Regions from separate parts of the Homo sapiens genome. Here region 2 is linked to region 1. Evidence: chromatin contacts called from ENCODE Hi-C or POLR2A ChIA-PET data. All regions are on one chromosome and are shown on one strand. Each heading gives the region's core, a stretch centred on a gene start or an enhancer-like site at or near the end of the contact. The rest is flanking DNA. Distances are from core to core; before and after follow the strand shown. Region 1 has its middle 38 kb from the start of MIR4696. Region 2 overlaps RNF169 (ring finger protein 169).

Region 1 (6,432 bases), core at 1,016-3,515:
GAGTGTGGTTTCAAACCCATGCACTGTAGTTCAGAGCCTGCACTCCTTTTTTTTTTTTTCACCCATTTCCCCTTTCAAGAAGGAGCCTGCACTCTTATCTGTTACTCTGCACTGCCCAGACACTGCTCCAAATACTTTCCCTTCCTTATGTCCCCAAATTTCCTTGAAAATACAAGGAGGAAATGGAAGCTCAGAGAGGTTAAGGAACTTTTTCAAGGTCACACAGTACTGGAGTCAGGGCCACAAACTAGATTTATAAATCTCCAAGACCCAAGATCTTTAGAGCTTGTTTGGAGGTTCTAGTAGGGGAGCATAGCTCCTCATATACCCTTGACAGAGGGATGGTCCTCCTGTATCAGGAAGGTCATCCTCTTTGACCAAGCATGCAGCTTCAGGAGGGATGCACTGGAGTGGTGAGGGAGGAAGGGGACACCCGCCTAGCCAGCCAGACCGGCCAAATCAACCCTGTGATCATTGAGGTGACAGATGTCACAGCCAGATTGTCTTCACATCAAAAACCCAAGATCTTAACCAGTGTAGAAGGCAGTCAGTGCTTTAGCAGAGGACTAGAGAGTACGGAAGGAGTTCACAGGAGACAAAGAGCACCCCTACTGGGGCAGGGTGGGGCACAGTCATAGAGAAATAACAACATATAGCTATTTGAAAATGGGGGAGAGGGAGGGGAGAAAGTATATTTCCAAGGAGGGGACAGGTTAAGCAAAGTCAAAGCTGCAGGAAAGCACAGGTGTTTGGGATTGAACAGGGGTGGAGGGTAGTTTTGGGGGCACTGAGAAAGGAGACTGGAGATGTAGCCAGGTCCCAATTTGGAACACGAGGCTGAGGGGTCAGAGCTTTATTCTGAAGACAGTGGGGAGCCACACTCCAGTGACCCCACTCCTCTGCCCACAGGGAGCTCTCAAAGGGTGCTGAGCAGCAGCAGTCATGCACAAAAATGCCTTTAAGAGGGTGAATGCAGTGTGTGGAAGACAGGACTGTTTAGGGGTCTTCCTGCCTCTGATGGCATTTCCCACTCAAGGGCACCTGTGATTTTCCCATATCCCTAGGAGGAAGGGTTGATGTGAGGTCATGACCATTTTATGAGTGAGGAAACTGAGGCCCATTGGGAGACATGCGGGCCTGTGAGGGTAACAAGGCCCAGTGATGGGAACAAATGTCTCACTTCAGTCCTGGTGCTGGGAGTATGGGGACCAGCGATTATACTTTTCCTAGTTTATGGCTCATTCATCCTCATTCATGTAACAGAATCAGCATGAGGCTGTGGATTCCAAGGCCCCAAGCCCAAGGGTTCCGATTCAGCAGATGTGAGGTGGGGCCATCAACTGGCCTTTTTAAACAAGCACCCTGGTGACTCAGGGCCAGAGTATCCTTCAAGAAACCCTCAAGGGTGTAAGGATCCCAACCTCAGTGGGAGAACGCTGCCCATGATGCAGCCTTACCTGTGAGGGCCTCCTCCTGCCCCTTCCTCTGGGGGTGCCTCAGCCCAACTCAGGCCTCATCAAGTCACTGCCTCCAGCCTCAGCCCTTCAACCCCTCCTTTACACAGCAGCCCAAGTGAACTTTCCAAAAAGCAAAGCTGGCTTTCTCACGGCCCAGCTCAAACCCCTCCCGTGGCTCCCCGTCACACAGGTGGAAGTCGGCCTCCCCTGCCCGGGTTCCCGGGTCCAGCTCCAGAGAAGGCAACGCACCTGAGTTTTACTCCCCCGTTGCCTCTGCCTGGGCTGCCTTTTCCTGTGTACCGGGGGACCCCTCCTCAACCTCACCTAAGACGCAGCCCCCTGCCCCCAGAAAGGCTTTCTGTCCCTTGCCCCAGGACTAGAATACCTGCTGACCTTTTGTTTCTTATGTAAACCTCCCAGCAATACTCTAAGGGCTGGCTCCGGCTAGCGCTATTAATAATGGGGAAACGGAGGCTCAGAGCGTCAGTAACTTGCCCCAGGTTCCTCTGCTGTAAAAGGCGAGATTCGAACTCCAAACAGCTGCCCCTGGAGGGCTCCACTTCCCGCGGTTGCCAGCAGGGGTGCGCGGAGCCGCGGGGATCCGAGAGGCGGGGGCCGCGGTGGGGGCCGCGGTGGGGGCGCTGGAAGAACGGGGGCTTTGATTCCCATCTCCCGGCGCAGACCCAGACGCTAATTAAAATCGCCTGGGCCGCGGGGGCGGCGGGACGGGCACAAAGCCGGCTTTGACCGGGCGGCGGCGGCGCTGGCGGGCGCGGGGCCGCGTCGCACAGGGGCTGCTTGTGGCCGTGTTTGTTTTCGCTTGTAAAGCGCGGCCGCGAGCAGTGCCCGGGCGGCGTGGGGGTGCCCAGCCCGGGGAGGGCCCCTGAGGCCACGGCGCCCGCCCGGCCGCGCTCGCTACCCAGGGCCACCCTGGGCAAAGCCCTGCCCACTAGGGCCTCAGCTTCCCTTTCTCTCACAGGATGATAGCGGTGTCACTAGGAATGAACGCTTATTGGGCGCTTACTGTATTCCAGGGCCTGGACCGAGGCTTCTCCCACTTGGTTTTATGTCATCCTCCCGGCTCTATTAATATCCCCATTTTACAGATGAGGCCCAGGGAGGTTGAACACCTTGCCCAAGGTCTCACGGGTTTAAAGGAAAGAGCAAGGCCTAAAGTCCAGCAGAGGGAGAGCAGGGTTCGGGGCAGCTGGGTCACAGGAGGTGGGTGTATCGGGGAGAATGTTCCTGCTCAGAGCCCGCTCACTGCCTATCAAGCTGCGCTTTGAGAGTGAACTCCCATCGCCGGGGTACTGAAGCGGAGCCTTAGACTGAACCAGTGGGGGCCCTCTGAGCTTCCTTCCAGCTTGGGCCATTAGGGTCCCTCAGTGTGCGGGAGTGGCACTGCCCTGAAAGGAAAGCCTTTTCTGGGCTGCACTGGGCATTGGGGGTGGGGTCCGAGTATTGCCAGTGCTGGCAGAGGAGTAGGTCTCTGTGGATGGGTGGGAACCAAGAAAAGATAGGAGCTTCTTCCTTGGGAGCCCCCATGTTTGGAAGAATCTCCTGGCTTCTATAGTCATTGAATCACCAAATCTTAGTGGCCTTTGCACTTGCACCCACCCTGTGGTTCTGTCTTTCACTCACTTTTCACTGAGATTCCCACTCATCCTTCAGTTCTCAGCTCAGAGCAAGTTATACCCTCCCAGCACCCATCACTTCTTCATACCCATCACAGTGGTAATGGTGCACTCAAGGCATTGGCCCTTTCTGTCTGACTCAGAGCCCTGAGGACGAGACTGTATCAGCTTGCCCCCCTCTCAGCTACCAGGTCCCTCCCTTCATAAACAGGCCCAGGAAGGTGCACTGGGGAGTATTTCCTCTGGTGCCTCCAGATCAGAGCTCAGTCAAGGCCTGGCTGGAGGTCTTGGGATGAGAGTGGGCATGGTCAGAGAAATACAGAAGCCCGATGGGGGCCCAGGCTCACTGCCTAAGGAGGTGACTGATAAGGCGGCTGACAGTGTCCATCCAGTGACATGGCACCGATGGAGTGTCCTGTGGCTGGGGGTCCTGCCTCCCTTCTGAGACTGGTTCTCTGGTAGCCTCAGCTCTGTGCCTCTCTTCCTCCCTCGAGCTAGCCCCCCAGCCCCTATTTGCCCTGTGTCTGCAGATGGCTGGCTGGGAGGGCTTCGACCTGGATAGGAGTCCCCCACTGATCCCAGCCACCTGTGAGGAGGAGAACAAGGCGGGAGGGAGGATTTCTCTAAGGCTCTCCCCCTCCCTAAGACCTGGGAGCCAGAGCTTGGACAGAGACACTATTAACACAAACTCTGCAAACATGGCTTCTAAAAATAGCTCTGGCTGGCAAGGCCCACCTGGCACAGACTGCACCTTTGCGGCTGCTGGCCTGCTCCCCTTGGAGCATGGGCCATCAGTCTGTCAGCAGACATGTCACTCTGCCCTCTTCCCCCAGGGGACGGGGCAGCCACAGCCTTAGGTGGGATCCAGGGGAGAGACCCTCGTGAAGATGGGGCTTGTCCCAAACTGATGAGGGGGAGAGGGAGGATGTGCGATGTCAGGAGGAAGACAGTCTTGGCGATAAGGTGGATTGAGGAGACAGCACTGCCCACAGGGAACTCTCAAAATGGGTTGGGGGAAGGACACAAATGTATGAAAGAAGACCAAAGCAGCATTTAAACTCCTGCAAATGAAAGTGCCAAGACGAAGAAGGAAAGCCTGCGGGGAGGAGGGCAGGGCCAGGAGCGTGGTTCCATGATCATTATAGACCCAGATGGGGGTGGGCATATGGTCACCCCCACAGCAAATCCTCAGGACCTCAGAGCCAGGAAGGAACCCAAAAGCTCACCTTGTCCAACCCTTTTATTGGACACATGAGAAAACTAAGGCCCAAGTTGTTGAGCCTTGCCCCAGGTCCCTCCACACGGGTCTGCTGGCCTCATGCCATTTCCACCAGGCCTCTGGGCCTCCCTGTCTGCGGGCTGATGGAATGACCATAATTAATGTTTCTCAGAATGCTCCTTTTTCATTGTCAGTTTATTGAGAAAAGCTTTACTGAGCACCTACTGTGTGCCACACACTGGGTTCACAAAGCTGAACTGGACAGGCAGGCCCCTGCTTTCCAGGCTAATGGCAACACCCACTTGTGTGCACAGAGCTCTCCTGTGCATTCACATAAATTCACAGAATGGAACACAGTTTCCCAGCTTACAGCTGAGGAACCCGAGGCTCACGGAACTTTGTCATCAGCAAAGTTGGGGCCGGAGCCTCCCCATGTTGCCTCAGGAGGCCCCGGGTTGCCTCCGAGTCAGTGGGGACAGGCCTGTAGGAGGCTAGTCATGTGCTCCTGGAATGTCTCCTGTCCCGGATGCCACCATGGAGGAGAGCTGAGAGGGCGCTGGAGGCCCTGGGACCGGAAACGCGCAATTCCGCTGCAGTGCCTTGCTTTTGGTTGGGTTCGGTGGCGTACCCGGACACATTACATAGGTAGACCCTGCCCTCGCAGAGCTCATGGGGAAGCCCTGCTGCTCCCTATTGGGTAGCTTCTAGTAGTCCTCCCTAGCCCTCCTCATGAATTCATCAGACCACACACAAATGCCCACTCCTGGAGTGGGAAAATAAAGCAAGAGCGGTCGTCTTCCTCCCCGCCCTCACACAGGCTCCATCAGGGTCTCTGGAGGGGAGGGGCATAGTGGTCAGTAGATGTGAAGCCACCTGACCTCCCTCAAGGGCACCTGTCCGTGCTGGTCCCTCACAACAACCCCTGGGAAGTGCCCATCTGAGTTCTTTCTGTAGACACCCCAGGCTCACCCTCGGTGAGGACCTGTGTTCCTTTCTCCTCTTTTTCTGGCATCACGGTGAATTCTTCTCTGCAGTGGGTTCATTCAAGGTGGAGCCTGCACATCCACTCCAACTATTCCCCCATGCCCCCAGGGGCACATCCCCGCATCTACACCTCCCTGCTTGCTGCCCAGAACTTTCCAGAACACCATGATGCAATGCTTGCCTAAGTCTCCACATCCATCACACACCTTGTGGGCTGACAGGGCCCTGACCCTGGGCCCAGGGAGTAGCCAGCTGTTCCACTCTGCTCACAGACTCTGGAGATCCATCTGCCACAGAGAGCTCTCCATGCCTTAGAAGGCCCCCTCCGTGCACAGCCCCATCGGATGAAAATGGCCACTCTGAACATATGATTGTCATTTTGAGATGACCCTTCCACCCTAGCCACACCTGAGCAAAGGCCACATCTCTGGGCTGGACCTAAGAGAGGCGTGTGCTCTGTGAGGCAGCCCGGCTCTGGAACACTGAGGGTAAGTAGAGTCAAAACCTAACCTGAGGGCACAAACCATGTTGGCAGTCATGCCTTCCCTAATATTTTGTTCTCATGAAACGGCTCCCCATTCCCTTTCACGGAAGCAGTGTGGGCAGGTCTTTGCCCAGCGCAGGCCACTGACCAGCCAGAGGTGGGGAGAGTCCCAGCTCACAGGCCCCCAGAGCCTGAGGAGGCCCCTGGGAAGAGTCTGCCAGTGAGGTGATGAACTCACTGTGCTCCCTCCAGGGATCTGGCCTGGGGCCGGCTCAGAGCACTGGGCCAATGGGAGTGGAGGGGACAAAGCACACAGAGGGCTGCCTTGGTGTCTGAGCCTTCCCCAGTTCCAGGCCACACAGGTCCCCCAGAACTACTCCCAAGGTGCCCTGAGAGAGTCTGTGCCCCTTGCATCCAAAATACTGGTCTAGCAAACAGATCCTTTCTCTTTGGGGTTTAAGTGGGAGACCCAACAAGTGTGAAGGAAAGAGCAGCAGACCTGGCGTGAGGCTGGGGAAGGAGCTAGGGCTGCTGCTACTTTGGAGGGCACTGAGGAGCCACCAGGCCAGCAGGGCTGCAGTGTAGACACTGCCATCAAAAGGCCATGCCACCGGAGAAGTCCTTCTGTGCTCCCTCACTGTCCCCACAGTACCT
Region 2 (6,432 bases), core at 1,299-3,798, 100 kb before region 1:
AAACAGGCCAGGCACAGTGGCTCACGCCTGTAATCCCAGCACTTTGGGAGGCCAAGACAGGCAGATCACAAGGTCAGGAGATCAAGACCATCCTGGCTAACATGGTGAAACCCCGTCTCTCCTAAAAATACAAAAATTAGCCAGGTGTGGTGACAGGTGCCTGTAGTCCCAGCTACTTGGGAGGCTGAGACAGGAGAATGGTGTGAACCTGGGAGGCAGAGCTTGCAGTGAGCTGAGATCGTGCCACTGCACTCCAGCCTGGGGACAGAACAAGACTCTGTCTCAAAAAAAAAAAAAAAAAAGAAAAGAAAACAAAGATAATGTTCCAACTACTTTGATACATATATTACATGAAAAGTTAAATTCACTTTGGGATATTAAGAAATCTCAAAGTTCATATAAGACCAAGGAGGAACTCAGCATAATGACTGAAATCTTACTATGCCTCTGGCTTGTTTGACTGCAAAAGGTGATGTGCAGGGGTAGAGGTAGGGTACTAATTTACAGTCACCAAAATTAGTACTGATATTAATCAGTTTAGTTGGATTAAGATGAACAATGTTTAATGCTTTAAGGATCATTTTTTGCCCCAACAGGACTGTGCTATATTAAATGACACCGTGCCCAAAAGCTCAAAAATTACATAGAAAGTAAAGTACTTCTTGAATACTAAAACAGTTAAGCATAAAAGGTTGTGAATTGGTCCAAAGTGATATTAACTTAAACATTTAATCCTACGTTCTATCTTAGCTGTACCCTCTAAAAATGCTAAGAAGGAAAAAAAAAATCCTCACTTTTTTTTTGTGGGCTTGCAAAAAGAACGTAACATTAGGTTCAGATACCTGCTCTGTCAATTAAGCGAGAGTATTTAGAAATGTCAAAACTTGAATGATGGAGCCTTGGGAAATTTTATATATAATATATATAACATATATATATATCTCTAATATATATAACATATATATATCTAATATATATAACATATATATCTAACATATATAACATATATATAATATATATAACATATATATATCATATATATATATCATATATATATCATATATATATATCATATATATATATATAAAAATACATGTTGAAGCTTCTCTTTGCCTTAGTCTTCCTGTCTATCAAATGGGGATCAAAATACCGGCCAAGCTACCTCATAGGAATGCGGAAGAGCACAATTAAAAGTAACAGTAGTAGTAACCAATGAAGAATCCCCATAATAAATAAGTAAAAACAGCTAACGTTTAATGAAAAGCACACTCTATGCTAAATGTTGCATGCATGCATATGCACAAGTGCACACATGTACACGTACACATACACAGCAAAGAGTTGACACAGCAGGCCTGTCTATCCTTTTCTTTCTTTCTAACACATCAGTGGGAGAAGATGTCTATCCTTAAAAAGGCCTGCTTCCAAGGCTTGCCCTTGGCTGGTGCCTAGAAACTTGGATGTTAGGAGGGTTCCCACCCTCCTTAACTGATGAGTTGTTCACTGTACCTAAACTACAGAAACAATATAATTATGCCAAACATCTGCTTTCCTGCGGGGAATCTGAAATTCTAGCACATGCTAGGTAGAGGGTGCCTATGTGATCAGCTAATATAAACCCCAATCACTAAGTCTCTAACGAGTTTCCCTGGTTGAGAACATTTCATACGTTGTCACAACTCCTCGCTAGGGTATTAAGCACACCTTGTGTGCCTCCACTGAGAGAGGACTTCAGAAGCTTGTGATGGGTTTTCCCCAGACTTTGTCCCACACACCTTCTCCCTCTACTGATTTTGCTCGGTGTCTTTTCACTGTAATAAATCACAGCACAGAATACAACTACGTATTGAGTCCTTTAAGTCCCCCTAGCAAATCAGTGAACCTGTGGGTGGTCTTGGAGACCTCCCAACACACACATACAACACATGTCATGAACTGAAAATCTCTTTAGATCATAGTTTCAATCTCAGAAATGAAGGCAACACATCAGATAACTTCTAAAGTTAGTGATTCAGTAACAATACTTTGATTTCACTTTTATTTCCTACTCAATATGTTTCTCTAAATTTTTTAAATCTCCATTAAAGTATAATATTATAGGTAAAATGCTATTAGGATTTCAAACTTAATATTAAGAGTATGTATAACATCAAAATAATTTATTTGAAGCCTTGTGAAATGTGGTGTTTCAATCTACCTGGACTATTATGAGAAAGGAACCAGGAAAAGGCCAGAAAAATGAAGATCTCCCCCTTTTAAATCAAAGTCTCATAACATCTCTTAAAGATGAATGGAGAACATGTATGCATTCAACAGTATCAATTATGCCAAGACAGTTATTATGAACCTTTCAGTTTCCCAGATTTTTAATAAAGAACAATCACATACAATAAAACAATTGTTACTGCTGATGTGAGACTTTACTTTTCTTAATTTTCTCTTTACTTCCCTTTCCTTCCTGGGGTCACATGTCAGCTTCCTCCACCCGAAAAGAGGAAATTGTGGGTGAAATGAAAGCAATACTACCCCACCACAAAGCAGAGCAACAAGATGTCAAGTCAGAACCAGGAAAGGCAACATCATCTTCCTCAGTCCAGAGGAGTTAGTCACAAAGCTACCAATCCTTCTACCAGCTTTTACAGGGATTTTTAAGTGTTTAGTAGCACTGAAGCAATAACTCACCCTTCCTTCACCTCACAGAACAGAAATGCTGGAAACTACTTCAGGTGTCACTGAGATACTGAATATCTTAGCATTCATAAATGAATCTAATGGTTGAAGTACTTTCTTAATGCCTATCCTTTGACTATTACTATACTTAACAGGAAGAGCAACGCTCTAAGGATATGATGCCTTAAGAATGACATGCACCTGTGGCCAGTGACCTAAAATGAATCTTATGTGAATTACAGGAACAGCTATAGTTCCCTGAAGATCCTTCCTGAAAAAGGATTTTCTCTCAGCCAGAGTGATTGCTTATTAATAAAGGCAAAAAAAAAAACAAAACAAACTACAAGATAGGCATGTTGCTAATTGCATTAAACCATCAGGAATGAAGTGTCATTGCCAAAGCATCCACACTCAATGCAAAATTTAAAAAAGAACCTCACTCAACTGTGATGGGAAGATGCTATCCCAAAAACTCAAATCCAAAGGAAAGCATCCCTTGGTACCTGAGTATGCGTGAGTTTTTACCCCTGTACATTCATTTTCTATGAGTGCAGCAGAATGAAAAAGAATTTTGGACTTACTGAGTCCCAAGACCAAGACACTCATTTGAATAGTCCCACTTACTAGCTATTTGTCTTTGAACAAATTAAAAAAAAAAAAAAAAAACCTCTTTGCACATGAATTTCCTCATGTGTAACTTGGTAATAATACAACCATATATCAGAACTATAGACAAGATTAAATTAATGATGAATTCAAAAGCTTGTAAACTGCTGTTTGCCAAATTATTTAGCACTACACAAATATATAGTTATATATAATATAGTTATACTAATATGTTATAAAATGGTTAACTGAGGACTAATGTGTTTTCTTTAAATACACAGAGACAATTTTCTGTAATCAGAAGAGTTGATGCTATACCACTTATATTTCAACATGCCATAAGGGGCCATCCATATCAGTGGTCCCCAGCCTTTCTGGCACAAGGGACCAGTTTTCTGGAAGACAGTTTTTCCACTGACTGGTGTAGGGGTTGCGGGGGGAGCAGATGGTTGAGATGAAACTGTTCCACCTCAGATCATCAGGTATTAGCTTGTCATAGGACAGCACAGCCTACCTAGATCCCTTGCATGCACAGTTCACAATAGGGTTCATGCTCCTATGAGAATCTAATGCTGCCACTCATTTGCTGTGTGGCCGTGTTCCTAATAGGCCATGGACTGGTACCAGTCCGCAGCCCAGGGGTTGGGGACCCCGATCTATATGACGTGGATCTGCCTACCTCTTCATCTTCATACCACTTCATGCCCTGCCTATTTTACATTCCATCAACAACTATGATTCTTGCCCTAAACCATGCTATTTCTGCCTCTATGCCTCTGCCTGAAATGCCCTCACTTTCCACACTTAACTCTCCACCAGCCGCTTCATAGGAAGCTAAAAACAACTCATCCTTAAAACTCAGTTTAAATTTGTACAAAGCGTAAGATAATAAAACAAAGCCAAAAGATGAACTTGGAAAAAGTACTTGCCACACATATAATAAAAGGCTAATTTCCATCTCTACCACCACCAGTAGCATCATTACAGTGGTTGGCAGTTATGTAGCATGCCAGGCCCACTTCTATGCCCTGAATATTAACTAACTCAACTTCATAATGACTCTATGGGAAGGTGCTATGGTTATCCACATTTTACAGATGAGGAAACTGAGGTACACAGAGTTTCATTTGCTAAGGCTACCACTGCTGTAAGTGAAAGAGCTATGATTTAACACAAGCAATCTAGATCCAGGGTCTGCCTGTGCACTTACCCACTATGCCTTATATATATGTATGAGCCTAACAACCCCATACAACAATGGATAAAGGACATGCATAGGCAGTTCATAGTATAGAAAAATAAAAACTAAGAACAAAACACTTTTGTATCAAGTTGGTAAAGAACAAAAAGTTTCATAAGACCAGAGTTAGCAAAGCTATGCTTTATCTTAAAGATATATATGTGTACAAATATATACATACAAGAATGTTCACTGCTGATTACTCGCCATACTAAAGACTGGGAACAACCTAAATGTCCTTCAAATAAAGATTGATTAACTAATTAGATGATGGGGACACACATGGATCTATTTCTGTACTGTCTGGTTTTATTCCTCTTCTGGTCTCTGGGTTTATCTGTAGTTTTTGTTAGAATGTCATTCATTGTGTATGAAAAACTATAAAGGCCCTGGGTGATGTTATATTCCTACAGAGGATCCACCATCTTCTCTGATAGGCAGTTAGAATGAGGGGGCAGATCACTTCACAATCCAAACATGACATGAGCTGACTCAAAGACGGCTGCAGTATAAAGCTTCTACAGCTCATTCTCCCCTAGTTTGTAGCCCTCCAAGGATCCAACTGAGATCAGTGTTTCCCGAGCCTATCTTCCTTGAAAGATCATGAACTTTTTCTCCTCAACACTGGAGAACTGTTAGAGTCTGCCTTGCTTTTCAGTAGCTTTCTGTGAGGGTTCTTAGCCTTTTACCCCGCACAGTTAACAATCAGCAAACACCCTGGGAGCTAGGTAGCGGGGAAGTAGGTGGAGAGGGCAAGAGGCTATACATCTCTTCTCTTTGGGATCTTGGACCCTCAGGTTCTGGTTGCCTTGGCAGCTCTGAACTACAATTTTTGTATCCTCAGTCTCATGAAGAAAGCACCACTGACGTTTTTGCCTCTTAATAGCTGCACTCTCATTTTGCCAAGAATCCACAAATGTCTGAAATCCTGGCTGCCTTGGCAACTTACAATGCCTTCATATAGATTTTTTTAAATCAAGCTTTTCTAGTTATTCTCAACAGGAGTTTTTGTCTGCTACAATCTGCTTCATCATAGCCAGAAGCAAAATCTACATATTTCATAAGCAGTGGAGAAGATAAGATTTTCATGATGAAACTACAAGCCAAAAATTAAAACCATTTTTTAAAGTATGAAATGATGCACATCATAAGGCAAGCGTGCATACATAAGTAAATCTGAGGAAAGGAAAAAGGATCAATGAGGCTGAATTCTTAAAGGCAAGGCTTCCTGGAGGAGGTGAATTATGTTAGGCATTAAGAACAAGTACTAGTGAGGAAAAAGCCATTTCTGGCAAAGGAAACTTCACAAGCAAAGGCAGAAGTGACTATGTTGTGTCAGATAGACTGGAATAGGGTGTGTGGGCAGTAATGCTGGATAGATGAGATTTGAAGATGTAGTCACCATAGATTAAGAGAGTAAAGAGGGAATGAACAGCGAGGAAGAAAACAAAAGTAGAGAGCATTCTTTGAGAGTCAAGAAAGGGACATAATAAAAAGCAGAACATGGGTGATTCAAGTCCTAAATAAGTTTACAATCTTACAAAGAAAGGAAAAACATACTTGGGTGAAACAACTATAGAATGTCAAAAGAGTTATAAAACTAAATACCTAAGTACTGCAAGAGGTGGAGGTGCACAACAGCGAAAGGCAGGCAATGAAACAAAGCACATCTTTTACAATGAAACATATGTTAAGTGCAAAGATACACAAGAAACAAGGCAATTATCCATATTAATCTCATATTTACCTGCTTAGCCGGGCACAATAGCACATGCCTGTAGTCCCAGCTACTCAGAAGGCTAGAGTGGGAGGACTGCAAGTTTGAGGCCAACCCCAGGCAAAGTAGGGAAACCCCATCTCCAAAAAAAAGCAGCCAATCAAATTTACCTGCTGATACCATCCACTAAACCTTGAAC

What was found. A loop is a pair of places that touch in the nucleus more often than their neighbours do. ChIA-PET counts read pairs that join two places held with the same protein, here RNA polymerase II (POLR2A). Pooled maps may share reads with other maps.
Region 2: a loop to region 1 is called in a pooled map, with 1.9 times the contacts of the local background. The contact joins two enhancer-like sites. A Hi-C loop is called at or near these places in 1 of 50 pooled maps. POLR2A ChIA-PET finds 5 or more read pairs at or near these places in 2 of 52 experiments (H1 and WTC11).

Annotation. Positions count from the first base shown.
Region 1 is chr11:74,679,306-74,685,737 of GRCh38, reverse strand. It overlaps the pseudogene RN7SKP297. Among named protein-coding and RNA genes, the nearest start is that of MIR4696, 38 kb to the left of the region's middle. Within about 2 kb of position 2,265, at least 11 of the 41 ENCODE cell types and tissues checked have a DNase peak (open chromatin) inside an H3K27ac peak, as active enhancers do.
Region 2 is chr11:74,779,812-74,786,243 of GRCh38, reverse strand. All of the region lies in intron 1 of RNF169 (ring finger protein 169), which reads right to left. Among named protein-coding and RNA genes, the nearest start is that of RNF169, 34 kb to the right of the region's middle. Within about 2 kb of position 2,548, at least 10 of the 41 ENCODE cell types and tissues checked have a DNase peak (open chromatin) inside an H3K27ac peak, as active enhancers do.